Linked DNA regions of Homo sapiens: regions 1 and 2 are each linked to region 3. The links are chromatin loops, found by intact Hi-C in ENCODE. Cell type or tissue: heart left ventricle. All regions are shown on one strand. Links, peaks and the distances in the headings refer to the core of each region. The heading gives the core; the rest is flanking DNA. Region 1 overlaps LINC00924 (long intergenic non-protein coding RNA 924). Region 2 has its middle 410 kb from the start of LINC00924. Region 3 has its middle 170 kb from the start of LINC00924.

Region 1 (10,934 bases), core at 2,852-7,851, 150 kb before region 3:
AGAAGGCTGGGTTGGGGGTTGGGGGGAAGGAAAGAAAAGTTAAAAAAAAAAAAAACCCAAGGAAAAAAAAAGCCAGAATTGAAAAGAAAATACATTTCAAAAATACATCTGGTCCTGCTGAGAGTAACAGCATTCGTGTAAACGTGTAGACAAGTCCCTAAGCTGATTTTTTTTTAAAGTCCACGTCTTTGATATGTATTGCATTCATTCCATAGTACACACACTTGAAATTCAGTAAAGAAAAACAGATCGAGATCACAATTCATTTTTGAGAGTACAACAAGTCTTTTAACTTAATTTTGCATTTTGCTTTTCATTCCAATATTGGCAAATTAGATGTAGACAGAGGGCTGACACAAGACTGTTGTGGCCACTGGTGAGCAGTGAGAAAGATGTCTCCGTCAATGACTTCTTCCCAAGCCGGCTGATGGGTAGCACAGGAAGGCTGTGACCTGTCTCGGAAGCAGTCTAGCCCAGCACAAAAATCACAGGCTTTGAAGCCAAAAGGGAATATTTGTTTCTGATGCTTGACCCTCTCCAATTTGTTACAGTGTCCACAAGAAGTTTTTTCCTGGAAGTCTTTTTTTCAGAGAAATCTATGTACCACGGCTGTGTTCAAACATGATACAGAGACCCCAAATGCCACTTGCTTGCTGTCTTCCTGGGAACAGGATGAGGATGTAATCTGAGCTTTTTAGGGTCTATCTCTACATTGCAACATCATAACACTGAAGTGTAGATTTATAGCTGCTTTATGTATATTTTCTTACTCCCAAAGCCCCCCTTTTTACAGATACATACACAACATGTCATGTAGAAAAATATAAATTGTTGACCGTACAGGCACTTTCTTCCTTTTTAAACCTTTCCAAAGGTCTTTTTGTTAAATACACCCAGATGCCGTTTGACAGATGAGGGGCTAATTGCTCTGTGAATTACCTCTATCGATTCCTGTTTCATGTTGAGCCAAACAAACAAAAGATATTAATGCTTTGAAAAAAATGAATGATGACCTTTCTCTGCAAACACAGCTTGCGGTCTCTGATTATTGGTGATTCCAGAGAGCAGCGGTCAATCGCAATAGCTGTAACGCTATGATCACTATAATAAGCTTGCCTGACCTTCTCTGCCATGTTAAGTGGTTTAAATTTATTTGCCCAACAACAGAAGAGCTTTCACTTAAAGTCACAGAACATTCAATTCAATTTAAAGATGTAGTGTCTTCTTTCCTCTTCTTCCCCTTCCGTATCTTTCCCTACTTGATACACCTACATGTCAAATTTACTAATTGTTTTATCATTCTAAATTAGCCTGATACCTGAAAAGCAAATTCCTTCAGTTCTTAAAGATTCCAATTGCCATTTTCTCTTTTGATTTGTTGTTTCTTGCTCTAAGACATTTGAAACACTTTGTTTTTTTCTCTGTTTAAGTTTTGTCCATGATTCAGGTTTAATGTGTGCTGCATAAAAAGTCAAGAATCCATGAGCTGGGTAGTGCTAAGCACCCCCAGCTTGGGAACCAGGGGTATGGTTCCATTTTTGTCCTTAATTAATGGGACCTTGAACCAATATATATATTTTTTTCCTCAGAGCATTTCCTTCCAACTTGGTAAATGAGGGGAAAACTGCCAGGTGATCTACCTCAGAGCCTCTTTCCAACTGGAACATGCTTATGTTTCAGATCTCTCTATTTAAAGCATAGTTTCATATAGATGGCAGAGTTATAACTTGGCAGCTAAGATAAAGTGATGATAGGACCTTTAAGGACTTCCTAACTGTTTCTCAACGAAGTTTTATGATGGTGAAAATGTGCAAACCACAAATGACTAAAGCCTTAAATGGTTAGGAAGTGGATGCACCCCCACCCCCACCCATAGTTTAAATGGAAATCTCTTGAAAAGGGTACCCCTGACACTCCCACCAATTTCCTGGTAAGAGGCACGCCAAAAATACCAAGGAAGTAGTTTCCCTTAGAATACTTTAGTTCCTGTGCTATAGGATCAAAGCAGGAAGTGAAGAGAAAAACACCACAAATAATCAAAAGACTTCCTGCCTTAGTTTGACATTCTCAAGCAGTTAGGTCTGAATTCACATAGGATGCTGGGTATCCCTAAGGTGACTTTTCTTAGACATTGTCTCTAGTTTCTACTTAAGACAGTGCCCAATAGTACTGCCAAGCCATCCCTTGACCATACTTGACTTGGCTATGTTAAGTACCATGTTGAGTTAAAAAAAAATGCAAAGCATGGTTCCTGCTTGTGTCAGGCGCCTTGCTGCGGCCTCAAAGCACCAGGCTGCTTCTCAGCACGAGGATATTTGCAAATGTGATTGTGCTTTCTCTGCGAAGAATGCCCTTCTACTCTTTTTCTCTTCAAAATCCAATGTTAGTGCCTTCCTAATCCCTATTCACTCTTTAAAATTTCACGTGGCATTATCCCTCTTCCAGAATGCCTCTTATACCATCCTATTAAGGATTCACCATAGCACCCAAGGCACACTTTTATCTCAGCACTTTGCGCATCTATTTTATTGACTGCTCCATTTTTCTGTTTTCCCTGGAAATTTGCACTTTGTATCTCAGGCCTCTGCCACGGAACTTGGGGCTTAGGAAGTGTCCAACTGATGTTTGAAAATTAATAAATGAATGAAAGAATAAATCTTATTGTGACTGCTATATAACAAACCATTCCAAAAGGTAGTGGCTTTAGACAGCTAGGGTTTATGATCACTCATGCATCCGGAGATCAGTTAGGACATAGTTGATCATAGCTAAGCTTGGCTGGGATGGCTCAGCTGATTCTGTTCTCTATGTTCTTCATCTTCCCCTTGGGACAAACAGTGCTGCCCAGGTATGTTCTCATGGCTAAGCATAAGCATAAGAAAGAAAGCAATACCATGCAATGCCTCTTAGGGCATGCTCTCATTTCTACCTTATTCTTTTGGCCACAGCAAGTCATATGGGTAACCCTAAGTCAGGGGATAAGCTCATATACTTATCTCCTTAAGTCACATGTGAAAATCACACATCATAGGCCATAGATACAAGGAGAGATAAAAAATTGGTCACAATAATAAAACCAAACCTATCAAAAAGAAAATGCTAACAACCATGTTAAGAACAGAAAATTTGAATACTAACAGAGCCATTTGACCAATCTCAAGTATTAACGACTCTATCTTCATGTCACCAACATATAACCCAGCCACTTTAATGGCACATGTGTCCCATAAATATTTACCAGATTGTGTTAGATCATAGGAAGTAAATAGAGAAATCACAATTGGACGCATCCTGGTAAATTTAATTTTATGCTTTTTAGAAAGAAAATACTCATGGCAGGCACATGCAAGTGTTATGGACACAAAATGAAAAGCTAAATGATAAATGTTTATCTTGTATGCATGAAGATACTTTGACTTCTGTTTACATATGTCACCGTGGAAGCTGGTTTAAAAACATTTAAGTCCCCCTAGTAGTTCCACATCCAACGACTCCCTTTCTCCTGGACACCTTCTTATTTTCCTTATAACAAGTTTGGAGAAAGGTCAGGTAGGCATTGCTGGCAAGTCTTCTTTTCAGAGTTTCTGCTCAATCACAGAGCTGATGTTCAATCTCCGAAGTCGAGGCGTTGATTTACCAGGAAGAACATAGTTAACTTAAAAGCAGAAAAAGCCCCGGTGGTAATCAAGCCCTGTGAATTCCTGGCCCTCTTCCCCGGAGGCCCAGTGGGGCCCACTCAACGGGCCAACCCCACACCATGCATACTGGATTGGTGGTCCTCTTATCATAGAAAATTCCGCCAGTGTGGCCAAAACATACAAAAGGAAGCACACAAGAAAAAATGTGAATATAATATGCAGGCCCTGGATTGAGTTTTATGAAAAGAAAAAAAAAAGAGGGGAATTTTTCTTAGTTCTTTTTCATAGTTCATAGGATAAGAAATAACAAGACAGATTGCTTATCAAATGTGAGTAGTTTTACTATTTTTTGTGGCAAATTAGACACTAAAAGGGCAGGTTTAAAGTCTGTCCTAATTTTGCCTTATAATCAGATAATTTAAATTTGACTATAAATAGAATCATACATTTTCCCACGATCTGCCTTTCATTTCACACAGAAAGAGTTGTATTATGTATTGAAAACATACAAATCCAGGCATTCTCAAAACTTCTTTCTTTTTTGACTTTAGCTTGTGATAATACAGTATGGTATCGGAATCCTGCCCTATGGCTACAAAACATTAAATTTCTTGAGGCAAAAAGATGCTTGTCGTTCTCGTTTAATCTACCAGAATTTCAGAATCTTGTACTTCCAATTTCAGAAGAAGTAAAAGATGAGAATGTGCTGTCCTCTCTTGCCTGGCCTGGCCCAGTCTCCCTGATTTGTTTCAATATACAGAGACTTCCCTATATAAGCCACCTCCAACTCCAGCATTTGCATTTTTCCACCTTTCTGCTTGTTTATAGTTCCCCTCCATTTTCTTCCAGGAAAAAGTGTGCAAACAACAAATGCATGTTCTGATCTTATTTGAGCAACAAAATCTTGACAGCGTTCTCACCACCATCAGGAAAAAATTCCTTCCATGAACCTAACCCTAGAAAATGCAAAAATTATTGACAAATGTAATGCAGTGGTCAACTTCTTATCTGTAGCCTACAAAACATTAGACATTAGTTTGTTGATGGGAATTAATACGGCCCAAAGTCCTCATTCATTCTTGACAGTTCTATCATATTACTCCATAAGATGCTAAGATATTAGTTGCTGGAGGTGGGGGCAGGGGAGAGAGAATTGATAGAGATGGGAAACTAAGCTGCTCTGCAAATATTCACAGCTGCAGCTTTCTGTAATCATGCTCCTCTTTCCAGTTTCCAGTGGACTTTGAAAAGACAAATTCATAAGAGTTATTTAGCCATAAAAGGGAATCAACTCCTAAGCCCGGCTTCCTGAAGACCTCAGAAACTGAATTACCACAGCACTCCCTAAGGTCCAGAACACAGATTTTTGTTCCCCTCCCACATCCCTATCCCAAAGAAAAGAGTTTTCCCACTAGCTAAAATAATTAAAAACATTCTCAGAATAGAACACAAAATGTTTCTGGTTTGAATACGAGCCTATTTTCAGGAAAAAAAAAATCAATGTATTGCATATTTACAGTTTGATATTACAACAGCAGTGAAACTATCCGTTTGAGGACTTAATTGCATATAAAAATAAATAAATAAAATGTGCAAGGGTAGTGTGTTCTTTCTTGATGTTGTTCTGCCTACCTTTTTGATTTGTTAACTAACTTCAGGGGAGAATCCTTAAAAGGAGGAATACACCAGCCCATATAAAGTCGCTGGTTATCTCTGAACTGGAACTTAGTTTTTTAAATCCTGTCTAGGTAAATTACCTTTCCAGTGCAGGGTATTTCCTTTTAGGAGATTCCTCAGAAAGAGCCTCCAGGGAACTGACTAACTTTTTAATGGTTCACTCAGATTAAGAGGAAGGAAATGTGAACTCCTTTGGGGGCAGGAGGCACCACTCTAGGCTGTCTGCATCCTGTAATTCTTCCCAAGTCCGTGAATCATACTTTTAAGACTCCTTTTCAAGGGCATTTGTCTTCCTTTAAGAGAAGGCCAAAGCAGAAAAGACGAGTTTTAAAATAGGTCTCAATCAAGCTTTAGCCATAACAACAATTGCATGATTCTCTCGCTGACTACCCAGGAAAGGTTGCACTGGATCCCTTACCTGCATGCCTCCCCTCACCTTGCACAATACTCTTCCCTTCTTTAGTTTCAGAATCAAAATGACATTTGATATCATCTCAGCATCTCTGAGCTACAATTCTGTACAACTCTTCCCTTTATAGCCAGCCGCTGACAGTGATTTCACTTATGCCAATGGCATTGGAAGAACTGAGCAGCGATATTTTTCAAAATCATCTTAGATAGAAATCTGGCTTTGAAAACAATGTCTTTACTTAATAAAATATCTACTATGTAGACAATTACAGACTATTTTTATACCTTTTCCACAAAGGTATGAACATTTCTGAGAATAAATTTGTCAGTGAATAAAGTTTATCAGAGTTTGAAGCGTTTAGATCCTTGCAACTTCTGTAGAAGTATGAAGTCACAGGAGCACATTTCTAAAAGGCTGCTATGTTACAATACCAGTTACTCAACCAATAACTTGTATTTATTGAGTATCCATTAAGTGGTGATTTCTATTATTTTCAAGCTCCTACAAAGAGTGGAAAAAGCCAGGCATGGTGGCTCACACCTGTAATCCCCACACTTTGGGAGGCTGAGGCAGGAGGATGGCTTGAACCCAGGGGTTCCAGACTAGCTTGAGCAACATGGCAAGACCCCTGTCTCTTATTAAAAAAAAAAAAAGAAAAAAGAGTGGAACAACCCCGTCACAATGTGCAAAAGGACAAATGTATAATGAAATGGAATATCCACAGAAAGTACGCCAAGAATGAACACTAACGTAAACTGTGGACTTTGGGTGGTGATGATGTGTCACTGTAGGTTCGTCAGTTGTAACAAAGGCACCTGTCTGGTGGAAGATGGAAGGAAGTCACTGCATGTGAGAATGTGAGGGTATATGAGGCCCGGCATGGTGGCTCATGCCTGTCATCCCAGCACTTTGGGAGGCCGAGAAGGATAGATCACCTGAAGTCAGGAGTTTGAGACCAGCCTGGCCAACATGGTGAAACCCTGTCTCTACTAAAAATACAAAAATTAGCTGGGTGTGGTGGTTCACACCTGTAATCCCAGCTACTCAGGCGGCTGAGGCAGGAGAATCACTTGAACCTGGGATGTGGAGGTTAGAGTAAGCTGAGATCATGCCAGTGCACTCCAGACTGGGTGACAGAGTGAGACCCTGTCTCAAAAAAAAAAAAAGGGGGTATATGGGGAATCTTTGTTCCTTCCTCTCAATTCTACTGTAAGACTAAAACTGCTCTAAAAGAATAAAGTCTTTAAAAAAGTATTCAAAGTGAATGGAATCACACAAGATGAATTTAGATTATATTTAAATTAACAGGATTCTTAGAGTTGGTTTGAACAGTTCAGTTGCAATTCCTTAATCTAAAAGTCTCTACACAACATTTATTTTTGACCTAAGTTGATTTCATTTGTAGCAAAATGTGACCCACACCTATGTGGACGATGCAGTCTTTATTTATCCCAGTTGGTGTGTATTCATATGTGTTGTTGCATACATATTAATGGATGCCACCCTAGGTTCCCTGATGATGGCAGATAGTATTTGGCTTTGTGGCCAAGATGTCTTCCAAAATCATAACGGTTCTGAATTACAGGACACATCTCATCCCAAGAGTTTTGGATATGAGATTGCAGACAAAAATACACTGAAAGAGAGAAAATAAGTAAGGAAGAAAATAATAGAAAACAGTTGCTTTCTGTTATACTTTCTCTGATTTCTTGAGAGCTCCTAGTCTTAGATTTCTATGCAGGTCCCCCTTATTATAATTGTCCATTTTTTAATTGAAATTTGTTTTCAGTACTAAAGTGCAAAAAAAACCTAGAAATGTAATTGTGATTTCTACTTAGGTGGACCTCAAAGGTTTTGTATCGATGCCCGTAGTCTGCATTTTGTTTCTATAAGTCTATTTCAACAGAGTACTCAGAAATAGATCTTTCTTTCCTCTCATTCTGTGTAGAAATGTCAGAAATGTGAGGCTAAGGATTTAAAGCATAAATTAGGGATTTGTTGATGAAAAGAAAGAAAGGAGGAAAGGATTGAAAGAAAGAAGAAAGAAGGAAAGAAAGGATGGAAGGAAGGGAGAAAGGAAAAAGAGAAGAAAATAAGAGAAAGGAAAAACGAAACTTTAGCCTGTAGAATCTACATTAAAATGTTTCTCAGTGCTTAAGACATCTTGAAAGAAAAGATGTCAAAGGCAAATTCTAATATTCTAAAACTGCAATCCAATTGCATAAAAGCATAAATTTACATCTAAATCATTTGGAAGAAAATATTTACATATCCTATATTTTTGTTTAGAGCTGATCTCCATAAAATCTCTTATATTATACAGATCCATATTACAGAGATTATATATACAAATATTTTATTGCTTCTGTATGAAACCTGATTTGTTGGGGGATATAAACTATGGCCTTCTCAGGTATCACTGCTGCTTGATTGTTCTGAGTATTGGCTTTCTGACAGGGATTGGAATGAAGCCATTTTTATTAATTTAGTTATTTTTGCTGGTATCAAAGGCCGTCTATCATGTTAATGATGTATCGGTCTGCGGTCCCACCGAACAATAATTACAGAATGTTCCTAATAGTAAATCATTTGTCACAATCACAGCTCGGTACAACAACCTTTTGTTGAGCAGGGGAAGACATTATCTGAATAGCAATACACCTTTATGCGAACCGGTGAGAGGTCTTACACGGACCAGTCCGGCAAATACCTGGGAGTTCCACGTCTGAACTGTCCGTCCCCACATTGCAACTTGGGGATGTGCACTGTGATCTGCTGAATTTTCTCCAGTGTTAGGCTATCTAACACAATGAAAACAACACGTTTTGTCCAGGGAAGAACAGATAAGGTTTCACAAGAAACTGCTCTGAAAAAGAGAAGAAACCAAATGATCGAAAAAATGGAAAACATTAAAGGTTTTTACTTCCATTTCCCCCTTCAGCAAGAATTGGGGACAGAAAGGATATAATACTCAAAAAGAAAAATTGAGGTTAACAAAAAGGCATTGCTATCTAAATTACATGAAAGCTCCATCATCAGAATGACGTAACAGTCAAGTTCTTCTTTGTAAAGATTCACAGACTGCTTTCAGTTATTTTCGAGCACTATTTGTAAATCATAAGAGCCAATATTTTTGGAGTATTTGTATGTGCAGGGAAACTTTTCAAAATAGACTTAATTTCTTTTAGAACAGTTTTAGGTTCACAACAAAATTGAGTAGAAGGGACAGAGATTTCTCATACAGCTCCTGCCCCCCCACAGCTGCCCCACCACCCCTGCTCCACCCAGCCCCCTCCCCCTTGTTATAATTGATAAGCCTACACTGACACACCATTGTCACCCCAGGTCCACAGTTTACATCAGGAAATCTCTTAAGGACTTAATGTGCATTAATTCTTTTCATAGTTTCAAAAACATTGATATTAGTTCCATTTTAGAGATAAGGGAACTGAGGCAGAGAAGAGTTAAGTCGCATCAGGGTGATTTCTGAGATTTGGCCAATTTCAAACCCTAACCCGGTTGATTAACTACTTCTCATTACTGAAGTACCCCAATGAAATAAATCAACAGCATTTGTTGGGTACCCATACGTTTGTTGAGATTTTGGTGAGATGATGTCAATCATGCTAGTTCGGCAAGAATATCCCCATTTCATGGACAAAGTAACCCAATTTCAGAGGAGGAAAAGCTAGGATTTCCATACTGGTCCATGACATGGAGCCTGCAACATTATCACATGGCCTCTGTCCCCATATTCCCGTGTTCTGAAGGAAAAGCTGCCCAGTTAATGAGTAATTGTGCCATGCATGGCTTGAATGGCTGTGTTTTTTATAACAATGATACTCAAACTTGAGGTCCATGGATTTTATAAAATCACAGAAACAACTAACTTCACTTGAAGGGTATGTACTTCTATTTTTTATTTTCTACACAAGTGAATTCCTGATTAGACATTTTATTGAGACAGAAATGAGTGTATATAAAGGAAGAAATTCTAAAATATTTGTTCATTAAGCCCAGTGACTTGAAAATAACCTCAAGATCAATTAAAATATAGGAAGTAGAGGGAGCCATAAGTTGTGGTATGAGTTTAAAAGACCACATCACAGAAAAGAAAAAGATTTTTTTTAAAGTATCAACAATAGAAATTGTTCTAGAAGTTTATGCGCAGGAAAATTGGGAAGCCCATGCTTCCCAATTTTCTTTGTGTTTTAAAAAGCCATGCATACAGCTCTTGCTCTTTGATTTTCCCAAAATGAATCTGGAAGCCTCGAATTAGCATTAAATGGAATAATTTGTAAGTGCCCCCTCCCCTCAGACACTTACCCTTTCTTTTATTGTCTAGAATTTTGTTGGAGGTATCCTTGGACTCCAACAGGCAAGTCTAACTTGCTTTTCTAGTGTCATACCCAAAATACCAATTAAGTTGAATAGGGAAATGAATATACTTATAAATTTTTGACAGCCACTGACGGCGATAAGGCAGTCCTTGGCCATAACTTGAAATCAGTTATCAGGGGATACCAGAGGAACAGAAAGTTGTTTTTGCCAAGCCCTTGCAGCCTCCTTTCCTCACATTGGCCAGATGGCCTGGAGGTGGCACTTGCAGCTGCTTCTGGAAGGAACCTGCTGCAAACACACAGGCATCCTTGACACTGCCACCGCACTTGCATTCCAAAGGGAAGAAGTCCTGTTTGGAAAAGAAAAAAAAAAAAAAAATCAAATGGCTACCTCTTGCCCCAACCTCGCTGTCCCCTACCCCTATGTTCTGTCCAAAAGAAAAATCCCTCAGCCGCAATGGTTGTTTTTATTAAATTCTCCTCAATAAAAAGCTCAGGCAGGATTTATTAGGTACTCAGGGCGGACGTTTAGTATTTCGCCAGTTATTAAGTGAAAATCAATAGAAAGCAAAGAAAATGGAAGTCACTGCACTGTTAGCGCACTGTTGTCGCCCAGATATTATGTCGGCTGTCTTGTAGATTCATGACAGACGAAAGAGGCCGGGAGAGAACTTTCTGCTTACATTGCACGAGCCAAAGTGGGGTTATTCATTAGAGCAGGCAGCCGGCCAGATGGATTTCCAGTTCAGTTTTACCATTTATCTTTAAAACGCCTGTATCGAGTGAGAAAGAACACTGATATTATGTGATATCAATGGCAGGTTTATGTATCTAAATCAGGATTTATTGTTATTTTGTTCCAAAGAC
Region 2 (10,934 bases), core at 2,539-7,538, 240 kb after region 3:
GGTCTCCCCAGAACCCAAATCATGAATTTTCCCAACTGCCTTGTTTCTTTTCAGGCAGAAGAGCTCAAAAGGAAAACACTGAGGGACCTTCTCACCTCTAGGTTCTGCAGGATAACCTGTGGTGGAGAGTTCTTCCTACGTGTTGAGTCAGAGCACAGGGAGTGAATGGGGTGGGGAAGAGAAAGAGGAGAAACAATTTCAATCACTTTGTGTTTGTGAGGAGAGCTACTCAGAGAGTTCCCCCTCTATTTTAGACATTGGTTGGCACTGAAAACCTGTGGAAGCATGGGCCCTCTGGGAAGAGTGGGCTAAAAGAAGCATCCAAAGACACAGAAAAGCATAGCAAATTTTCCAGTAGCTCATGCCGCAGCATCACATGCATATTCTTTTGAAGCACCCCTAACCTCTTCTCTTTCCTACACCTTCAAACTGGAGTTTCTGTCTGATCATATTCAGCTGTTTTTTCCTCTGCTACAAAGAAGCTCAGCACTTTCATGTCTGAGTTGCCAAGTGACACTCTATGTTTGAGAGCCCAGAAGAGGATGGAACTCAGGCCTTGAGAATAGGAAGGGGGCAGTTGACTAGGCAGAGGTAGATGGGCATAATTCGGTCCACGCTGCCGTCTCCCCAGAAAACAGACCTGAGATATGGAGACGGGGGTGGCATTCGGAGATAACTAGTAGGTTTTTGGAACAATCAGGTTCTACTTAAGGATAAATAAACATAAGTATATCCTACTCATAATGAATTCCAAAAGTAATAGACAATTGTTAAAACCCGCCTTCTTCAAATCATGAAGCATGTACCAGTAGGTCAAAATTATTGCCAGATAACCATTTAAAAGCAAGCCACGGTAAGTTCAAAATATATACTCCAAGTTCATGAAGAGATGCATCAGTTATGTATAGTATTCTCCTAAAAAGAAGGTTAAACTGATATGAATGGGAAGCCGGTCAGTACTTTCTCTACTTTCAAGAAATTTGTTTTCCCAAATTGCAACTATTCATTTTTCTGTGAAAAGATTCATAGAAAAAAAATCCAATCTCAACCATTTTCTCATCAAAGGAAACGTCTTTAAATCTTAGCCTCAAGAAATGATCTCTAGAATGAGATTGTAGCAGAGTTGTATACAATGGAGTTTTAAAAATACCTCGGATCAGTAACTTTATTTTTTTATTTATTTTTTTATTATACTTTAAGTTTTAGGGTACATGTGCACATTGTGCAGGTTAGTTACATATGTATACATGTGCCATGCTGGTGCGCTGCACCCACTAACTCGTCATCTAGCATTAGGTATATCTCCCAGTGCTATCCCTCCCTCCTCCCCCTACCCCACCACAGTCCCCACAGTGTGATATTCCCCTTCCTGTGTCCATGTGATCTCATTGTTCAATTCCCACCTATGAGTGAGAATATGTGGTGTTTGGTTTTTTGTTTTTGCGATAGTTTACTGAGAATGATGATTTCCAATTTCATCCATGTCCCTACAAAGGACATGAACTCATCATTTTTTATGGCTGCATGGTATTCCATGGTGTATTTTTTTGAGACAGAGTCTCACTCTGTTGCCCAGGCTGGAGTGCAGTGGCACAATCTCAGCTCACTACAACTTGTGCCTCCAGGGTTCAAGCAGTTCTCCTGCCTCAGCCTCCTGAGAAGCTGGGATTACAGGCGCACGCCAACAAGCCCGGCTAATTTTTGTGTTTTTAGTAGAGACAGGGTTTCCCTATGTTGGCCAGGCTGGTCTTGAACTCCTGAACTCAGGTGATCCACCCACCTTGGCCTCCCAAAGTGCTAGGCTTACAGGCATGAGCCACCGTGCCCGACCAGGATCAGTAACTTCTAAAGGATATGCTCAAATGACACAATGAGGTGCCCATCAGTAGAAGGAAGCTCCAACCTTGTCAGCTTGACAGGGGAATGAAAAAGAAAATTCCGCCAGTTGTTAAACCCAGCTAACGTGTGATTGATCTGAGTTCGGCTGTTGGTGGTTAAATAGAACTCCCCTCTGGCGTTTATGTCTCAGTTCTGACTTTGCTTCAGCCTGACCATGAGGGGTCTATAAGTATTTGAGCCTCCACATTTCCCTTGTTCTGCACCTAAGATACTTTTAGATTGCTCTTTAGAGCCTGAATGCTCTAAGCTCTTGGCGTCCACTTTGACCATGAAGAGCTCCGACTGCAGACAGATGCTTATGACTGGGGATGGCTCACATGTTATCTTCCAGATAGTCTCTCTAGAGAGAGAAAAGGCAGAATCAGAGTGGCGTTCTGCAGTCAGAGTAGTTAAGGGAGTTAAGGTGGCGTTCAGGCAGGGTGAGCCTCTGTGCAGCCGATCTAACTTGGTCATAACCCATCAAGCCCCAATGGTGAGTTCTGTGTTCAGTATTTCAAATTTTTCCTTCCCTGACACTGGAGGAAATAATACAAAAACTTGTTACCTATGCTGATGCCCAGCCAAATAATGAATAATTATAACAACAATCTCATGCAGCGGACCACACACCTGATCAATTCCTCCCTTCAGCACAAAGGATTCTTGAATTCTGGCATCTACTCCAGTGCTTGTTTTAAAGTCATATTACCAAAAAGCTCTCAGGGAAGCATTTTACTTTCTGGCTTTGTGATAAACAGAAAGATACCACAGTGGTTTTTAAAACTCTTTTAAATCATACAATTCTTCATGTTTTCAGTCTTCCTTCCTGTGTGCATTTTCTCCCTCTGGGGCCATTTCCAAAGAACTCGAGAAAACGAAAGAAACCACTGTGACCAAGCTGGAATGCATGAAAACCAAACCATCTCCCCAGAGAGGATAAGGAGCAGATCCCATGACTCTGCACTTGTCCTTCATCTACCCTTTTCCCTCAAGCCACATGTCCACTCCACACCCTCATCAGGATCCCAGCCCAGTCCACCCTTACTCCCCAACTAAAGGGAAGATAGTTCTTTCTCCTGGGGCCGTGATGTGAGGCCTGGGAGGAAATGTTGTCTTTTGGGAAATAGCAAAATTGTGTGACTACATTAAAGTCAACACTATTTATCTTCACCTCTTGTCCTATGGGCTGACAAAGGGACACCACTGTTGGGCCCAACCCCCGTGCACAGCTGCAATAGAAAGAAGGCAGGGACTGGTACTTTCAAGTGTCAGACCTTTTGTGCTGACTAGTTTATGAGGCTGATGTCAAGCACTGCAGTCAATGAAGTCTTTGTCCTAGGTGTACAGGGCAGGACAGTGGAAAAACTGTCCTCTCTCATATCCCAGGCCCATCCATCTTCCCTTCACCCTGTTTCTCAACTTTCCTATCTCTTAAGCTGACGGAGAGAGGATCCCTCCTGGGTTAATGTACTGGAAAATTGCTCTGCATGTATATGAGGAGGTCCTTTCCAAATGAAAGAAAAAAAGAAAGAAAAAAAAACTGGGAAGAAGAGTCGTTTTTCCCACTGAACTCGTTGGCCTTATGCTTGTGGGTCTGACCCTGATTAAGAAAATCTCAATGTCCTGCTAGGAGGTTTATTGTGAAGTTTGGCAGAACGCACTTCCGATTGAATTTTTTTTTATTATTTGTAATCAGAAAGTGGTTTTGAACAGCTCCCATCACCCACCCCACCACCAACTACCCTGACCTCAAGTGTGCACGTGTGCACACACATGAACACACACACACACACATCCAAGACCTTGCCTTTGAAGAGACTCCATATGCTTACATCCAATTCACCTTGGAATAATCTATTCTCCTCCATGGGGCTGGTTTCCCCAAGGCAATTGCATATAAATAGCAAACAGATTGTTTTCATGCAGTTACATGGAAAGTTAGACTGCATGAACTTTGTTATGCATGGAACCCAGAAGAGCGGGTGTTACGTGATATCACTCGATTATTTTTACTTTTTTTCTAGCTAAAAATAATATCCTCTATTTTCTAAGCTTCTTCCCCCACTCACAGGTTTTATTCCTCTATGGGAGGCCTTAGGTTAAAACAAAAAGTCATGCTAGTGGTTAAGGCATCAAGTATGTATGCTTCTGAAATAAAAGCTGGCAGTGGCACCAAGGGATTTTATAAAACCCAGCTGAGTCCTTCCAGAAACTTCCATGCAAAATTTATGGGAAATGGAAACACATAACCTGAGTAATTGTAACCAATGCAAAATGTGTGTTTTAGATGCCAGTAGACACACAAATGTTCTTCTGGGAAATAAAAAAAAGTAGTGGGGGTTTGGGGATTTGGGGGCAAGTGAGGATTGTTAATGGGTAAGAAAACAATAGAAAAGATGAATAAAACCTAGTATTTGATAGCACAACAGGGTAACTACAGTCAATAATAATTGTATATGTTATAAGTTAAAGAGTATAATTGGATTGCTTGTAACACAAAGGGTAAGTGCTTGAGGGGATGATACCCCATTTTTCATGATGTGGTTATTATTTACTGCATTCCTACATTAAAATATCTCATGTACCCCATACATATACACACCAACTATGTACTCACAAAATAATTTTTAAAAAAATAAAAAGAATTTAGCAGCTTAGTGCATTTTTTGTTGTTTCACCCCCATTTTCCAGTAACTACTTTATGATTTCATTAATTATTAATTTGGCCAGAGACATTGGAAATAGGGCATTTTACACATTTAAAATGTACTTATCTTTATTTATAAATCTGTTTATTTTCTCCTGTCTTTGGTGACAGGAGAAAATAAAACCTAAGACTTTTAAAGGATCATAAAGAGCATAAAAGTGACTCAAACAAAAAAAGGTCAATAAAAGAGTGAAATCAATGTTCACCGCTCAACCTCCCGTGGATGGTGAGTTCTGTCCTCGTGTTGAGTTTAGGACATCAATGACTGAGGCAAAACACCACATCAAGTTATAATCTCCTGACGACTGAATGATCAAATTGTCTCTCTTGTTAGGAAGTTTGTTACACAGTTACAACTGACTTTTTATTCTGTTGGCGATGTGAAAAGTTGACAAGTTTTTGTGAAATGACTCCATTCTACCACACAAAGCAGTTCCTGGGTTTGTTCTTCCTCTCTTAATCTTTCTCATTCTATACTTCTCACTAAGATTTTTCCCCATAGAAATCTAATTTTCTTTTCTGCAGTTTCAGATGCTGCTCCACTGACAACCATGGGGCTCATTTAAATATTTAGCAAGATTATAAAATGAAATGGGGTGAAGCTGACAAATCACACCCAGGAGAGGGCGGGGAGAGTCGTTAAGTCAAACACAGACGTTAATAGGAACCCCTAATCTCTTAGCCTGTCCCCTTTTGTGGAAGGAGGTCAGAAGCACTTGGTCCCCAGGCCGGCTCCCTAAAGACTCTTAACAAGCAGATGTTACTGTAACATGCTCAGGGAATCAAGCATAAATATGACCCTTGACCCCGGTTGTCAGCTGATCCACTGAGTCTCTTAGAAATATACTCTTAACTTTTCTAAACTCCCACTCTTTCCCACCATCCCCCTCCGTTTCGCCCGGCGCCTCCGCCTCGGGTTTCTATGCCTGTGTCTCCAGCTTTGGAGCTTGCACAGTTGCTCTCAGTGTGACCTTTCTCTTCACAGAGGTCAAAGGCCCGAGACCCTAGGCTGGCCTCTTTTCTTGCTAAAGGCCAGCTGATGAATCATTCCCAACTTGAAGGGAACAGAGGAGAAGGGAGGGCTCTGAAGGCCTTTTGAGAGAAACAACTGTGGCCTATACATCAGCACTGATGCTGTTCTGACACTTTGAAAACTCACGTTCCTCTCTGGGAACCACAGGGAGAAGGGAAGAGAGGAGGGACAGAAAGGTCTCCCTCACTAGGATAGAATAAATAGGAACAAGAACACAACACCAGGCTTCGGGGTTGTGTAATGGGACACTGTTCAGGAGAGAGAGAGAGAAATATAAACACTCTTCAACACACACGTACGAATCCTCCCTTAGGTTTCAGTTTTCAGGGTCACATTTCACAAAACAAGAAAAAAAGTGTGTGCTTTTCCCCCACTGCAATGAGTTTGGTCAAGAGGATTTTGATGAACTATTCAGAATTTTCTTGCTTGTAATTTAGAAAAATATTGGTGATTTAATTTTTAATAATAAATTATGTATATATGTCTCCTTTAAGACAAACCCATCATGGTAGAATGGGGACGGAGGGGTTGGAAGCTATGACAGCTGCCTAAATTACCTAGAAGGCTTGAGATTCTTTATTGCTCTATTTTTTCTATATATAATGTTCTGGTTTTGACTTTTAATCTGTGAGTGGTGGGTATTTTACCTGCAGTCATTTAGAGAGTCTTCAGTAGCCTACAGGAAAGGTAGGGTTTGAGAATGTCACTGTGGGGCACAAAATGCAGGAGGCTGATTCAGCTGACTGTTCAGGCCCCAGCGTGAAAGAAGCCCTAAGACAGTTCCCACGAGGAGCCCCAAGGGAGCCACACTGCTTGGACCAGGACCTGATTTTGCAGTTTGGAATCCACCAATTTACAGGTCGTCCAAGAATTAATTGTTGTGATTCTCTTTCACCTTTTCTTTCTTTTTCTTTCTCTTTCTTTTTCTTTTTTTCTTTCTTTCCTTCCTTCCTTCTTTCTTTCTCTCTCTCTTTTTCTTTCTTTCTTTCTTTCCTTCCTTCTTTCTTTTTTCTTTCTTTCCTTCCTCCCTTGTTTTTCTTTTTCTCTTTCTTTCTTTTTCTTTCTTTTCTTTCTTTCTCTTTCTCTCTCTTTTTCTTTCTGTCTCCTCTCTTTCTTTCTTTCCTTCCTTCCTTCTTTCTCTTTCTTTCTTTCCTTCCTTCCTTCTTTCTTTCTTTTCTTTCTTTCTCTTTCTTTTTCTTTCTTTTCTTTCTCTTTTTCTTTTTCTTTCTGTCTCTCTCTCTCTCTTTCTTTTTTTTTTTTTGTTTGTTTGTTTGTTTTGCTCTTATTGCCCAGGCTGGAGTGCAATGGCGCGATCTTGGTTCACCACAACCTCCACCTCCCGGGTTCAAATGATTCTCCTACCTCAGCCTGCCTAGTAGCTGGAATTACAGGCATGTGCCACCACACCCAGCTAATTTTGTATTTTTAGTAGAGACAGGGTTTCTCGATGTTGGTGAGGCTGGTCTCTAACTCCTGACCTCAGGTGATCCACCTGCCTCGGCCTCCCAAAGTGCTTGCATTACAGGTGTGAGCCACTGCGCCCGGCTTCTCTTTCACCATTTTAAGAAATTCAAAGAAGAACTAAGGAACAAGCTATGCTCTCCAACATAGTGCGGGTTTGGAAAAAAATTTGATTCATATCGTCTTATCAAAACTTTTTAAAAATGGCCTTATATTAGGCTTTGCTAACGCCACATTTCTTGCATTAAATTGACTTTAGTAAGATACAAAATTAAAAATAGGAATATTTCCATTTGCTTAGAAAATATGTTAATGAATAGAAATGCTCTCGCTTCCTTGCTTTTTCTTTCCTTCCCTTTTTGCTCCTTATCTGTTTCGTTTTGTTGTTGTTGTTGGCGGCGAGGAAGTGATCAGGGCATTGACTAAATACTGGAGATACTGTTTTCTAGATAATAGTATTAAAAAATATAAGCTGAGAGAATAAAGAAATTATTTATGCTCAGAATCTCTATTACTGGACAAGGCAGCCCAGAGATGATACCTCTTCCTAATTTCTATTATGACTTTCCATTGCTTTCATCTAGGTTCTTAAGATTTTATGTACAAACACCCAAACACTGAAGGTTATGTTCCCTTGCTTCTTCGATGGCATCTAACTCAGGACTTCTCAAACTTGGCTGATCATCAGAAACACTTGCTCATTTCTAAAACATGCATATTTCTGGGCCAGATCCCATTTTTATTAAATAATTATATCTGTGGATTTTTCTAGAGAATTTATGTACTTTATACATTATCCAGGTGATTCTTTTTGAAATTAATTTATTAATTATACTAAAGCACACATTAATGGTGTGCAAAAAGAGGTTTTGAAATATGTATACCTGTGGAATGGCTAAACCTAGGTAATTAACATATGTGTTATCTTACTTGCTTATTTTTTGTGGTGAGAACACTTAAAATTTACTGTTTTTCAAAAAACGCAATATGGTACATTATTAACTACAGTCAACATGCTCTACAATATATCTCTTGAAATTATTCCTCCTATCTAACTGAAATTTTGTGTCTTTCTGACCAAATATATCTCCAATCTCCTACCACCCCCATCCCAGCCCCTGGTAATCACCATTCTATTCTCTGCTTCGAAGTTACACTTTTTTAGATTCCACCTAGAAGTGAGATCATGCAGTATTTGTCTTTCTTTGCCTGGCTTATTTCCCTTAACACAATGTCCTCCAGTTCCATCCATGTTGTTGACAATGACAGGATTTTATTTTTTCTCATGACTGGGTAACATTTCACTGTGGTTATATGTCACATTTTCTTCAACCGTTCATTCACTGATAGATACTTACGTTGATTCCATGATCTTGGCTGTTGTAAATACTGCTGCAATAAACATGGGGTGCTGATATCTCTTCAACATACTGATTTCATATCCTTTAGATATTTACCCAGAAGTAAGATTATTGGATCATACAGTAGTTCTACTTTTAATTTTTTCAGAACCTCCAAACCGTTTTCTGTAATGACTATAGTAACTTACATTCCCACCAACAGTATATAAGTGTTCCCTTTTCTCCACATTCTCTCCAACACTTGTTATCTTTCATCTTTTTTATAATAGCTATTTGAACTGGAATGAGGTGGCGTCTCACCCTGCTTTTAATGTGCACTTAGATAATCTGATGAGTAGTGATGTTGAGCACTTTTTCTTGTATTTGTTGATCATGAGTATGTCTTCTTTTGAGAAATACCCATTCAACCTCTTTGCCTATTTTTAAGCAGGTGATTTGTGATCAGCTAAGTTTGAAATCCACTCCTCTAAATAACTGCACAGAGATCAATTGCATAACCATGACTGTAGGAAGATGTATTATTTTGCTGGGTACAGGCTGTATATAAGTCATCCCCTTATATTTGGCTGAACTTTCCAGAGCCACAATGTGAGGACTTAATTACCATTTAAGATTTCCACAATTAGCTCACATCCTTAGGATTTCTATTCTAACTCTAAGAGACTTCCTTATTTCAGTGTATTAAAATAAAGATCTGATCATGTCTCCATCTTTTTTATCTTAAAGAGCCGATTGAAGCCAACTTGGCATTCTTCTTCATATCACCTCTGGAGAAGAAAAGTCTCAGGAAATAAAGTTTCTCCAGCCTAATAAGCCATTTGTTGCCATCAAAATGGTTTCACTATTAGATCACTGAAAGGACAATGGCTTTAGGTCAGTTTACTAAAAATGCATTCCCTGAAGGATAGTGTCCCTAGTTTTCCCAAATGTACCACTTTAACACAAACTTTTTACAGGTTAATGTCATTAGCGGTACTCCCCACTGCACTTGGCTAAAAACGTTACTATGTTACTGTTAGGATTTTTTTTTTCCTCTTAGGCAAATGGCCTCTCATTCAGGTGTCCTAACCTGAGCTTCAACTCTCCATCAGCACATGTCAAAACTTTTCCTCCTTCTCCCTCAGGTTCATTTTATTTTGTCTTATCTGTACCCACTATTTCTTTAGTATCAACTAACTTGGACACAACTCTGATCCTGTTATTACTGATCCCATCAGGAAGACACAGGACTATCACACTTTAAACTGTATATTTAACTACGTCGCATAGCTGTTCACTTATTATTAAGTAAATCATAATCACACAGTGCCCTAATTTACTTATTTACCTAATAAGACTTTTAAATACCTATATACCTGAGTTTTCATTCTACTAGAGTAGATTAGGCAGTATGCAGATAAATATACAAGATATTAAATAGAATGTGTCATGACATAGGTGCTAACCAACTTTTGTGGGAGCTTGGAGGATTATTTGACTTATGTCTTAAGTAAGATGTAAGAATTGAACCCACAAGGATGTGTATAATATCCCAGTAGAACAGATAAAACAAAAGCGTGGAGGCACAAAAGGTGTTCAGGGAAAGTCAGCAAGTTTGAGTTGCCAGTCACATGAAAGAGCACAAGGCAGAGGCAAGGAAGACATGATTAAAATGTAATAATCAACTAGAACTGAAGAAAGGTGAAACAAAAATACAGGATCAGATGTCTCTTGATCTATTATGAGGAAGGTATCCTCACTGACTCCTACTAATGTACCAGAATCATTTATTTTTTTTTAGGGTGAGGAACATCCCAGGCTCACAGCTTGAGGGCCAAATTATTATTTATAACTTCCAAAATCAGTTCAAGTCCTTACACAGAATTTTTGATCCTCTAACCCATAACATTCCCCACTGATGAGTTAGAAGACTAAAGATACAATCATGGCTTCCTTGCTTCTTGATATTAGAGACTCAATTCACAGAGCGTACCCTGCCATGTCTTTAGGCTCAATCTCCACATTAAGCAAGCCACACTGACTTTCTATAATGCCCTCCTGCGGCAAATGCCAGCAATGACAATCTGCTTGGCTATTACAATTTTTATTAATTCAATAACTGGGCATTATGTTTAATATGCCATTTTATAAGTATGGTTAGAGTTACTCAAACCTTAGAAGCTGAAACTGAGTATAATACTGATACTACATGAATTTTGGCTTAAAAAACTGATGACCCATATTAACAAATTTAAAAGAACAGAAATCATACAAACTATGTTCTCAGGCCACAATGTAATTAAAGTAGAATTAATAACAATAGAAATCAGTATTTGAGAATTAAACCACAAAACCAAATCCATAGATTTTTAGAAACCCATATGTCAAAAGAAGTCATGAGAAACTAAAACATTATTTAAACTATATGAAAATAAAAATACAACTTACCAAAGTTTGTGTATAGTAAAAGCAATGCATGAGGCAAATTTATAGTATTCAATGTATTAGGAATGTA
Region 3 (10,934 bases), core at 3,136-8,135:
ACATTCGATTCAGATTTCGAAAGCTAGTACAATAAAAATTACCCATTAGCCCGTGTTCATTTCATTCTTTTCTCATCCTATAAATATTTTTGTGAATCTTCTAGAGATATTTTTACTCAGATGCAATAACCAAATGTATATATGTATATGTAGAGTATGTGTGTGCATATGTATATTGGATACATTGTTTTGCTGTAACAATACATATTTTAAATTATTTTGTATCAGTAATAAAGAGGCTTATTATGCTCTTAATTAGCCATATAATAGTTTACCTAGTTTTCTTTCAATCCTCAGTTGTATAAAGGGGAAAGTATTGGTGCAGTGTCAGTATTTCTGAAGTGACTTTTTAACTTGTCCCAATCTCTCTTTTGTACAAAAATAAAGATAAAAAAGAAAAGAAAATAGATGGCAGAGATGTACATAATCTTAAGAAAATTAAGGCAAAGCTCTGCCATAGTGAGATAAGTAGGAGCCATGAAATTCAGTGACATAAGATGTGGGGTTAAGTTACGGGGAGGATGTTGAAGAGATCTAGGCCAGCATGCAGAGTGATTCAGCCAGGAAGTCTCAGAGTGTTGCTGTGGGATTCCCGTCCACCCACATTCCATATGCACTTTGGTACCACCTGATCGCACTTGTCTACTCTGGCTTAAATATCAGTGAGGATCCTCCATCCTTCAGCTGGCTGGAATTTCCAAGACAGTGGCCATGATTCCAGGACCCTCCCACTTCATTGGTATCCATGTTGTTCACCTGATCCAGAGAGATGCAGTCAGAAGACTCCTAGGAGAGCTGCTATCTGTGTCTTAGCTTCCCAAGACCAGATAATTTGCTATTTATCTTCCCTGTCTTGCCCTTGGCACCATATTTCACTACCCACATCTTTGAGATAAGAACTGTTCAAACTGCATAGGTCCACCGTGAACATCAACCCTGCACAAAACTATATTCTCCATGCAAATTGATTGTGCATGCTCTGTTGATCAAATATGCTGGCGTAACTATCTGTGTTATTACCTTCCTTAGGCCTGTCTATAGGACACCTTCAATGAGGACTATAAGACATGGAGATGTGGTGGTGTTTACAGATGACATGCTGCTAGATTCAGGGTACCCAGACTCCCAGTGCCATTGCCTTTCAATCTCCATATTTTTTAACATTGTTAGGTGTCTTTCCTCAACCAGATGAGGAGCTCAGTGTGATTATATCTTCTATTTCTTCTGTAACCACATCCTAATGAGCTTGACCTAAACAGATTTTTTAAATGCTTATCTAATGCTTCACATATAGTTGATACCAAATAAATGTGTGCCTCCTGTGTGACTTTCTCCCTTCCTTCAAAGCATAGGTTCTGAAGCTAAAATCGCTCTTACTAGATAAACAATCTCCTCCTTGGCAGGCACCAGTGCCTGACACATAACAAGCACTCAATACATGTTTGTGGAACCCAATGATTTGAAAGTGAATCCAGAGTTTACTGGTCTTTACTAAAACTCCGAATCTCAACCTCTCACACTATGAAAGGGGTATTATAAATACTTTGGGAAAGGAGGAGAGGGAAGGGAAAGGGAGGGAAGAGGAAGACAAAGGAGGGGAGTGGAGGGGAGGGGATGGGATACAAAAGGAGAGGAGGGAAGGTAAGAGGAAGAAGAAAATCTCTTACAGTAACTGATGTATATAGTAGGTGCTTAACTAAACGGGACTCACGTTTTCACTTTCTTCAATATCCTCTCTATGTGTTAAGCCATCTCCCTTTTTTCTCTACTCTTTTATTCATAAGTATGAATGATTATCCTAAGAAAGCCCCAGGGGCTCATGAAGTCCTACAGTTAACTAAATTCAGCATTTAGTAAGCTCAAATATGTTCCTAGGTAGCAACAGGACAGTCAACCAAAAACCCCAAGCTCAGGGGAAACTAGATTTTTAGTAGTACCCATGAACCCCATTTATAGCTTCACTACTACTCAAGGGATCCCAAAATCTGGCATAACATTTTGGTTTGTAATAGTCAACAACACTGAAACTCATAATCACCAACAGTAGAACATCTGCTTGCCTAGTCTGTCTTCTATAAATTAGAATTTTAAAACTGTTATTGTCAACATTGATTACAAATGAAGATATAGGAAAGTCAGGAGTTAGGAAAGTTGATTCCCTGGGTCACTGCGGGTGGACTAGAATTTTCTGTTATCCACAATGAACAAAAGTTACCGCTACCCCCAGCTTTTTATTTTGGAAATGTTCAAGTCTATGAAAGTCGTGAAAGATTAGTACAATGAACACCTAAATACCTAGCAGCTGGATTCACCGATGATTAATATTTTGCTGAATCATGTGAAAGTAAGCTGCAGATATCAAATTCTGCTCATCTAAACGCTTCACAGAGCATCTCTTCAAGTGCAGAGGCATTCACTACATCAAGTAGTTATCCCACCCAAGAAAGTTAACATTGATTGAAAATGCCTTCCAACTGTATTTTTAAACCACATCTTGTGTGTGCTTGCCCTGGAGCATTTTACTCTTGGAGAATTCTGCTTTATTAACTCTGATGATGGGTGCTCAGAATCCCACCCCTTAACAGAAACAGAAGGGCAGGGAACTCAGAGGAAAGAACAGTCTTTGAAGGTGCATAAACTTTGATTTGAATTCTAGCTTTGCCATATGGTATCCATGAACTTGACCAAATTTAACCACAACTAGCCTCTCGTAATAAAAGACAGGGATAAGAACACCTATGTCATTTGACTGCTAGGAGATTACATGAGACAAGGGATAAAAAGAGGCTGACCCATCGTTGATCCTCAATAAATATTGGTTATTTTCTTATGTGGTCCATACCAACAACAACAAAAAATGACCACACCTTGGAATTTTCATAGGAAAAGATATCGAAAAGACAAAGGCAAAAACAGAAAAAAAAAAAACCAAACAACAACAATAAAGCAAACTCTTCTTGAAGTTTCAGACAGATCACAGGAAAGGGGCTGAATGAGAGAAAATACCTGGGACTTCTCCATTGACATTCTCCAGCTTGTCTGAAACAAAATGACAGCAATTGTGTCGGATCTCCCCAGTTGGAGAATGTGTCAGGATTTTAGGAATAACTACATATATATATATATATATATATTTATATATATTTATAACTATATATTTATATATATTTTTACATATATATTTGTTTATTTTCCTTAAGGAGTTTATCTAAATTTTTTAAACTTTTATTTTAGGTTCAGGGTACATGTATAGGTTTGTTACATAGGTAAACTCGTGTGTGTCATGGAGGTATGTTGTACAGATTATTTTCTCACCCAGGTACCAAGTCTAGTACCCAATAGTTATTTTTTCTAATCCTCTCTCTTCTCCCACCCTCCATCGCCCAGTAGGCCTCAGTGTCTGTCATTCCCCTCTTTGTATCCGGGAGTTCTCAACTTTTAGCTGCCGTTTATAAGTGAGAACACGTAGTATTTGGTTTTCTGTTCCTGCATTCGTTTTTTTAAGGATGATGACCTCCAGCTCTACCATGTTCCTGCAAAGGACACGGTCTCATTCTTTTTTATGCCTGCATGGTATTCCATGGTGTATATGTACCACATTTTCTTTATCCAGTCTACCATTGATGGGTGTTTAGGTTGATTCCATGTCTTTGCTATTGTGGATAGTGCCACAATGACCATATGTGTGCGTCTAAATTTAATAAAACATTAATAATGTAAGTAGTGGTGGTAGAAATTAGCAAGAAAACCTACCTTCTACCTATTCTATTTCAATCTGAATCTTGCCAGACAAAAGAACGAGCTCCAGCTTAGGTACAGTGTTTTATTGATGTCTCTAAAAATCCCAGTTTGTTAAAAAGTATCAGGCCTACATCCTGAGGTGAGTAACCAAAAAGAAAAAGGCATCAGTAAAGGGGTTCACATTTTCTAATGCATTTTCGGGACCAGCCACCATCTAAACACTCCATACATATTTTCAGTTAATCCTAATTAGACAACCTGTACACAAAGGAACCACAAATAAGCAAAGTGAAGCTGAGTATTAAGCATTTCTTTTAGAATGTCTTAAAAAACACAATGTCGAGAATTCATCTTTAAGCTTTTTGAGAAGACTGAGTTATCTATTTCTTCCTTCTTCCTTTGTTTAAATACATTAGGTTCATTAGAGGAGTTATAAGATGTTAGGTTTTATATGGGCACAAGAAGTAATTGAAGCCAGTGGTAATGCCTAATGTTGTTTTAATTAAGTCCTCAATTAAGAATTTTAAAAGTTCCCACCTCAGGTCTCTCTGTGGTTAGGTACCTGACCTTGGGCAATCTTTTCCCACATAACAGGGACCCTATTCTTTTAAATAAAAATGTATATTGAATAAGGAACTGAAGTAGTAGCATAGTTTTAAGTAGATAATAGCTGATACGGACTTTTTTCCCCTTTCGGACCACCAGAAAATTAAATATTTTTGCAAGTCAAAACAATGCTGCTGTGAGTTTCATCGAGTTTCCATTTCCATGCTGCCTCCAAACTTCCTGATTCCAGCTGGGATCGTGATCAAAAATGCAAAAACATATGTAGAGAAGTTATTCTTCTGGAACATCTGACCGGAAGCAGGAAATGCAAGATATCTCACGGGACTGCCTGTTATCAAAATATACCCAGTCCAGCAGTGCAAAGACAAGAGAAGTTTGCTTGTTCAACACCCAGATAAAGAGGATTATAGAACATTCTGCTATAGATGCAGCACTGGCAAATGATATGGGACAGAAATGCCCCCTGTAAGTTCTAGTCCCTGACCCACGCTGTATCATTACGTGGTCTTGCAAAGTCCCCCTTAACCTCTGCCTGCCTCATTAAACACGTCTACACAACAGACTTTTACAATAATAACTTTAAAGCACGTCTCCCTTAACAAATCTTGTAAATGGGAAAATCCTATTATTATCCATGGATAAAATGGAGATTTATACTCATAGTAACTGCTAAAGGTTACCATACACTCCATCCCAATGCTCAAAAAGCAAACTGATTTTGCTATTTGAATTTAAAATTACACATTTTGTTTTTCCTGTAAGTCTTGAAAATATTTACTTGAGCTTTTCCAATAAAATCAAATTTCATGAAAACATGTATTTTAATTACATGGTAACTAAGTTTTATTCTCTTTTTTAAAAATAGAAGAAATTGAAGGGAAATATTCTTCAAGAATTCTAGCCAGGTATTCTAAACCCATCCATCATAAAATCATTGGCACACAGCAGGCAACTGGAAAAAGGATACCTTTTAACCTCAACTGGCATAAAAGTGTGTATTTATTTTTAAGAAGTGAAATATAAACAGACATGCTGAGAGTCAAGTGTTTTATGAATTAAAAAAAGATTTCACACACACACACACACAAACACACACAAACACACACACATACACACACACACATTTACATATAAAACTTTCCCCAGTGGGCCACAGAGGATTTATGTGGATGTGAACTCTATTTACTGTTAGTATTAAGGAAATAGTGGCTTTTTAACAAGTTACTCATGCCTGGAAAAAATCCCAGTTTTGCAAGTTATCCAAGATTCTTTGCCAACTGTCCGTGGGAATCACTGGGATGGGAAAAGTTCAAATTTGTTTTAAAAGAATTTGCTTAATGGAAAATTTAAAAAAAAAGTAGAAGAAAACCAGTAACCCACTGTGCTAATCTTTTGGTTAAATAAGAATAAAATATGGTCTAGTTACTTTATTTTTCTTCAGTATTATTTTAAGAAAAGGAAAAAAAACAAAAATTTTCCATTTTTATGTTATCTCATAAAATCACATTTAGGACTTTATTTCAGTTATCCAAGGGTCTGATGACTTGCTGGCTTTGATTAGCCTAAGATTATACCAAAAGGGGCCTGGGGACTCTGGTCAGAGGCATTAAATCAGATGACTTGACATGGCTTATCTTATGTCATTTTAAGATTTTTTTTTTTCTGTTCCAATCAAACAGCACAGTCTAGTTACATTATTGCTGTCAATTTCAAAACTACAAAACACTAAAAAAGCCAACATTAAAAGTTGTGTCATTTACAATTAGAAAACAGGAATAATTGTATCTTTTCTGGAACTTAAAAGGTGCCCAGCAGTGTTCCAAGTTCTTTTATATATATTAATGCCTTTCAAGTTTCCTTCCAACCTTACGGTTTTACTCTCCTTTCACAGGTGTGGAAACTGAGGCTCAGGGAGGTTAAATAACTTCCCCATGCCACACAAACAGTAAATGGCGAAGCTAGGGCAGAAACCCAGGTGATCAGGTTCCAGAGTGCTTGCTTTAACCTCGTAAATTATACCGCTTCTGAGAAAATATAATGCACAATTTTTTTAACCAAGAGATTTTATTAGAACATATCACAAGTTAATGTGATTTTAATTTGCTATGACAGAACCCATATTTATAGAGTAAGAAATGATAAAATGGAAACTTTGCTTTTCCACTTATGATACAAGAGATGTGAAATAGATTCTCTTGCAGCCATCCATGCAATGGGTGTGCTTGTTCTAGTTTTATTCTGCAAAAAGACCCTTGGGCAGAAGCATCAAATATAACTGGGCTCATATAGACAGACAGTTCTCAACTAAATAAACAAACAAAGAAACCCTTCTTCCTCCCCCCAAAAAATCATAGTTTCCTGTCCAGAAAAGCAAAATGGTAAAAGGAAAAATTCTACATATTTTCTATTTCAAAAATAGTTTTAAGAAAGGTGGCTCTCCTGGGTAGACATTTGATTAAAAAGAGTTTTCCACTCTCTTAATATTTATATTTTTCAAAGATACGGTTGAGCATATTCTAGAGATTCTGCCCATCATTTATTTATAGCATTCATACTCTTAGAAAGAAATAGTGCTTAGGGTTCTTTTTTTCTGTGCATTTATATTCTTTGATTTTTTCAGAATTTAATATCTAGGTGATTGCTTTTACTTGGCACGATTGGGAAACACTGCCAGTCCAGATCTAAATATTTTCACATACAATAATAACAACAAAACTGTACTCTGCTGAGCTCTGCTGATTTATAGAGCTTCAAAAAATGGGTTTCAGATGTGATTTTGCCAAGTTGTAAACCAAGAAGTCTTAATTTAAATTTTTCCTGACAGGAAGCTAATTCTTCATCTGAGATAAAGTATTTTAGTATTTTCACACACATAAAATAAGGTTTATAAATTGCATTCAAGCTGGTATTATTCGCACTATGGCTTTTTTAATACCTTGATATGCAACATAAGTGTACAATATTTTCACTGGGTAGAGTCCCATTGGAATGACTAAGACAAGGTTTATGCTACTGATTCTAGTTATAATTTTTACAGTAAAAATACTAGTCAGCATTATTTTATATGATTCGGTTGAAATTTACATACACTTGAGAGTTGAGATTGCAACTTAAGTTATAAAAGAAAGCCTAAGTTTCTAATTAATATCCATGAACTTCTCTAAGAACCATACTATTAATGGAAGTAATAACCATGTACACATATTTTTGAAAATTAAAATTAACAATATTGTCTTCACAAGTCACAGAAGAATGTCTTGTATGCCATGATTATTTTGCATTTTGCCATTAAAATATGCATAATAAAGGTGGCATTTCAAATCCAATTTTGAAAAATTGAATTATTCACCAAATCCTGTTTTACTGGCTATCACTGGGCAAAAAATAAAGTTAGATTCCTTCTTTACATAATTTACCAAAATAAACTCCAGAGATATTAAAATTTAACTAAAAAGAAGAAAAAGCAAAGAAAAAATAAGTGAATAATTATTTTCACTCAGTGAACATGTCTCAGCACATAGTAAGCTTTCAATAAATGATAGTTATAATTATTGCAAGAGTAAATTCTTTATAAGCAGAAAACCAAAGGAACAATGATTGATAGATTTCACTACACTAGCAAAACAAATTTTGAAGTAAAAGATCACTGTAAGAAAATGTAAGGCAAATAAAAACCTAGGTACAGTGTTCAAAATATTTGACCTACCAAAAGATAATATCCTTTATAAATAAAATGGTCTTACAATTTAATAAGAAAATGATCAGCACTTGGTCAGTACAAGTCCTGGTCAGTACTCGGCAAGTACTCAGTCAGTACATTTATGAATATAGATAAAATTTCATAAGTCAAAAAAAGGCAAACTAATTTGTTACAATTTCTACTTTTTCAGATTGGCGTTAGTGTAAGACAGTGAAGTTTTGTGTGTGGTGATACAAAGCGATAGAAGCTTTTCAGAGCACAACATGCTTTAACCTAGAAATTTCACTGTTAGGAATTTCTATATTTAGGAATATCCTATGGAAAAAAAATGGGGGGTATTCACTAAAACAGAGGTCCAAGAATGATCATTGCAATAGTATGTATAACAGCAAAAGTTTGAAAGCAACTTAGGTTTACAGAAATATTAGATTACATGCAGAAAATACAGAAAGCACACAATGAAGTATTATCTAAATAAAAATATCTAGAAATAAATGACATAAAAACTTATTCACATAAAATGTAAACTGAAAGATCTAGTTGCAAAACAATATGAACACGATTTTATGTACAGGTGTATAGGTGTGTGTAGGAGAAGATAATCCCTCCTCTAACCACACAGAAATATGTAGGAGAAACAAAGTAGAATGGCTGAATTGTCTTCCTCTTCTTTCTCCTTTGTTCTTTCATGTTTCTGCACTTTCAATTTTTCCTCAATTGATCATATATTGCCTTTGTGATTTTAATGCAAGATCTTGAGGCTATTGCTTTATTAACTCAGAGTTTAAAACACTCCCCAATTGTTTACTATTTTATAAAAACAAGTACCTGAATACTTTGAAAACTCAACAGGTATGAAAAGTTTTAATTACATTAAGAGTCAGAGTCTTACAAAAACTTTATATTACATGAATTAACAATTTAAGACACATGAAGGTGGAAATCCAGGAGTCTACCCTCAGTCCTCTTGCTTCTCTGCTCTTAGAAATTAGAAGCCAATGGTATTTTTAATGTTGAAAGCGACATGTTTATGGAAACCCAGGGTAACCATTAAGTTATCAACTACTACTTTTTTGTGTTTTCTTTAGAGGGTCACAGTATTATTTTAACCAAGGTTAGCTGGGTTTTTGTTTTTGTTTTTAGTATTTTGTTCCTGGTCTTACTTTGTTGATGTGGAAAGTAATTTAAACTTTATGGCCCATTTGAAACAAGATTATTTATATCTGTGTGGCAATGTCTGCGTGTGCATGTAATTTATACGCCACTGCTATTGCTTCTCAAATTCCTCCTACTTGTTGGATTTATTTCCATTGTAAGCTTGTTATTTTTCACTTTAGTTAGTTAGAAATTAGAAAGTCGGAAGAAAAGTTTCCTTAACCAAGGATGCACAATTGTTTTGTGTGTGTGTGTGTGTGTGTGTACTAGTTTCCTGCTTGACTTTTCTCTTTTTGTTTAGTGTTTGAAACTTAGCTTTTCTTAGGTGAGAACTGAAAACTCCAGAGTGAGTATTATGATGTTAAAGATGGCTTTAATTCATCTACTTAAACATTAGTTTAGAAAATTATGCCAAGAATATTATGATGGAGAATACACCAGCAAAATTTTCCTTTGAAAAATTATCTATTTAATCAACAAGACAGCAGAATATTTATAAATCAAATTGGGGCTTTATATCTTTAGTACAAATGAGAAGTCCTTCATATTAATTTTAATTCCAGAACTTTGAGTTCTACGATTCTAACTTATCATACTACAACATAGAGACATTTTCCCTCAGGAGTTAAAATGTCATGCTTAAATAGAGTCATATTTCCAAACATAAGAGCATTAAAGATGGCCTGATACTATATTTGAGAAAAGAGAGGTTTGTGATGAAATGTTCACTGTGGTCACTGCATTTTTCGATGCTTCCTGACAAAATTGTTTGTCATTTCCTTTGAGCTGGTATGTGTAATCATGAACCATTTTTTAAATGTTTTCTATTTTTGGTGTCTGTCATTATAGAGCATGGTTGTCTGAGGAAGAAATTTAACTGAGCCTCTAGGCCTTTAGGGATGCGCACCATGATCTAAAACCCTTTTCAGCCTTTCTTCCTCCCTCCATCCTAAATGTATCAAACCAAGTGTATCCAAATGGTGACTCCAAATGGTGGCCTCAATATAGGAAACATGAACATCGATAAGGGTGGGCCTTTATTTCCTCAATTTGATGTCTCCAAATGGTGGCCTCCATAGAGGAAACATGAATATTGATCAGGGTAGGCCTTTATTTCTTTAATTTTCACATTCCTAACTTTTCCATAATTTGAAAATTTCATATTCTGTTTCTCCATGCCCCTCTCTGATCAGGCCTGAGATTCCAATTTCACTGAATAATAAAGTTTCCATTACAAGCACCCTCTAATCTTTTCTGTTCATGAAAGATAAAGAAAAAGGGTTAACTGTTCCAAAGGAAAGTTGAGATAAATTCCAATATTCAAAAAAATGTGAGAGGAACGACCAAAAAGAATAAATGGCTTTTTCTCCTCCCACATCCCCCACTAAACCTTGAAGAAAATGGGATTATTCAAAGGTCTAGAGATTTCCATCTGAAGGCATCTCTCCTCCATTAGGAAGAAGAACATGAGTTTCAGCGGCTTATACAGAAGAACAACTCCAAGAGCTGGATGCAGCACGAGGTATTGGTAAAAACATTCCTTCTGCAGAAATACTAAAGGGCCCCACTGTGTGGTTTTAAATCAAATTTATTATGGAAGAAGTCTCTTTTGTTCTTCTAAGTGGCACCTGATCCATTTAAGAAAACAGCTTGATCTAAACAAGTTCATTGAGAGTGGCATTAATTATCGGCCTTCATTTTTCTATAAACTTATATAAAACTTGTAGCTTTATGTGTTTTGTTCCTATTGACAACTGAATCAGGCTAAACT

Evidence for each region. Hi-C counts contacts between places; a loop is a spot of excess contacts. Peaks named below come from ENCODE experiments on the same cell type or tissue, not always from the same donor. Only the 100,000 strongest peaks of a DNase experiment are listed, where the experiment ranks them.
Region 1: it touches region 3 in a loop (2.5-fold over the local background); 3 of 110 quality-filtered maps call a loop at or near these places.
Region 2: it touches region 3 in a loop (3.0-fold over the local background); 7 of 110 quality-filtered maps call a loop at or near these places.

The regions. Positions count from the first base shown.
Region 1 is chr15:95,453,970-95,464,903 of GRCh38, forward strand. The region is part of intron 3 of LINC00924 (long intergenic non-protein coding RNA 924); the gene reads left to right. It overlaps LOC105370993 (a long non-coding RNA gene), which reads right to left. Exons shown (of 3, transcript NR_188326.1): 2 at 10,751-10,840; 3 at 9,618-10,417. Among named protein-coding and RNA genes, the nearest start is that of LINC00924, 26 kb to the left of the region's middle. In heart left ventricle, for the core only: a CTCF peak has its summit at 4,980; a DNase peak (open chromatin) is centred at 3,722; H3K27ac peaks cover 3,414 bases.
Region 2 is chr15:95,840,565-95,851,498 of GRCh38, forward strand. No RefSeq gene overlaps it. Among named protein-coding and RNA genes, the nearest start is that of LINC00924, 410 kb to the left of the region's middle. In heart left ventricle, for the core only: no CTCF peak of the experiment used is centred there; a DNase peak (open chromatin) is centred at 5,517; H3K27ac peaks cover 3,307 bases.
Region 3 is chr15:95,599,392-95,610,325 of GRCh38, forward strand. No RefSeq gene overlaps it. Among named protein-coding and RNA genes, the nearest start is that of LINC00924, 170 kb to the left of the region's middle. In heart left ventricle, for the core only: no CTCF peak of the experiment used is centred there; no DNase peak of the experiment used is centred there; H3K27ac peaks cover 2,404 bases.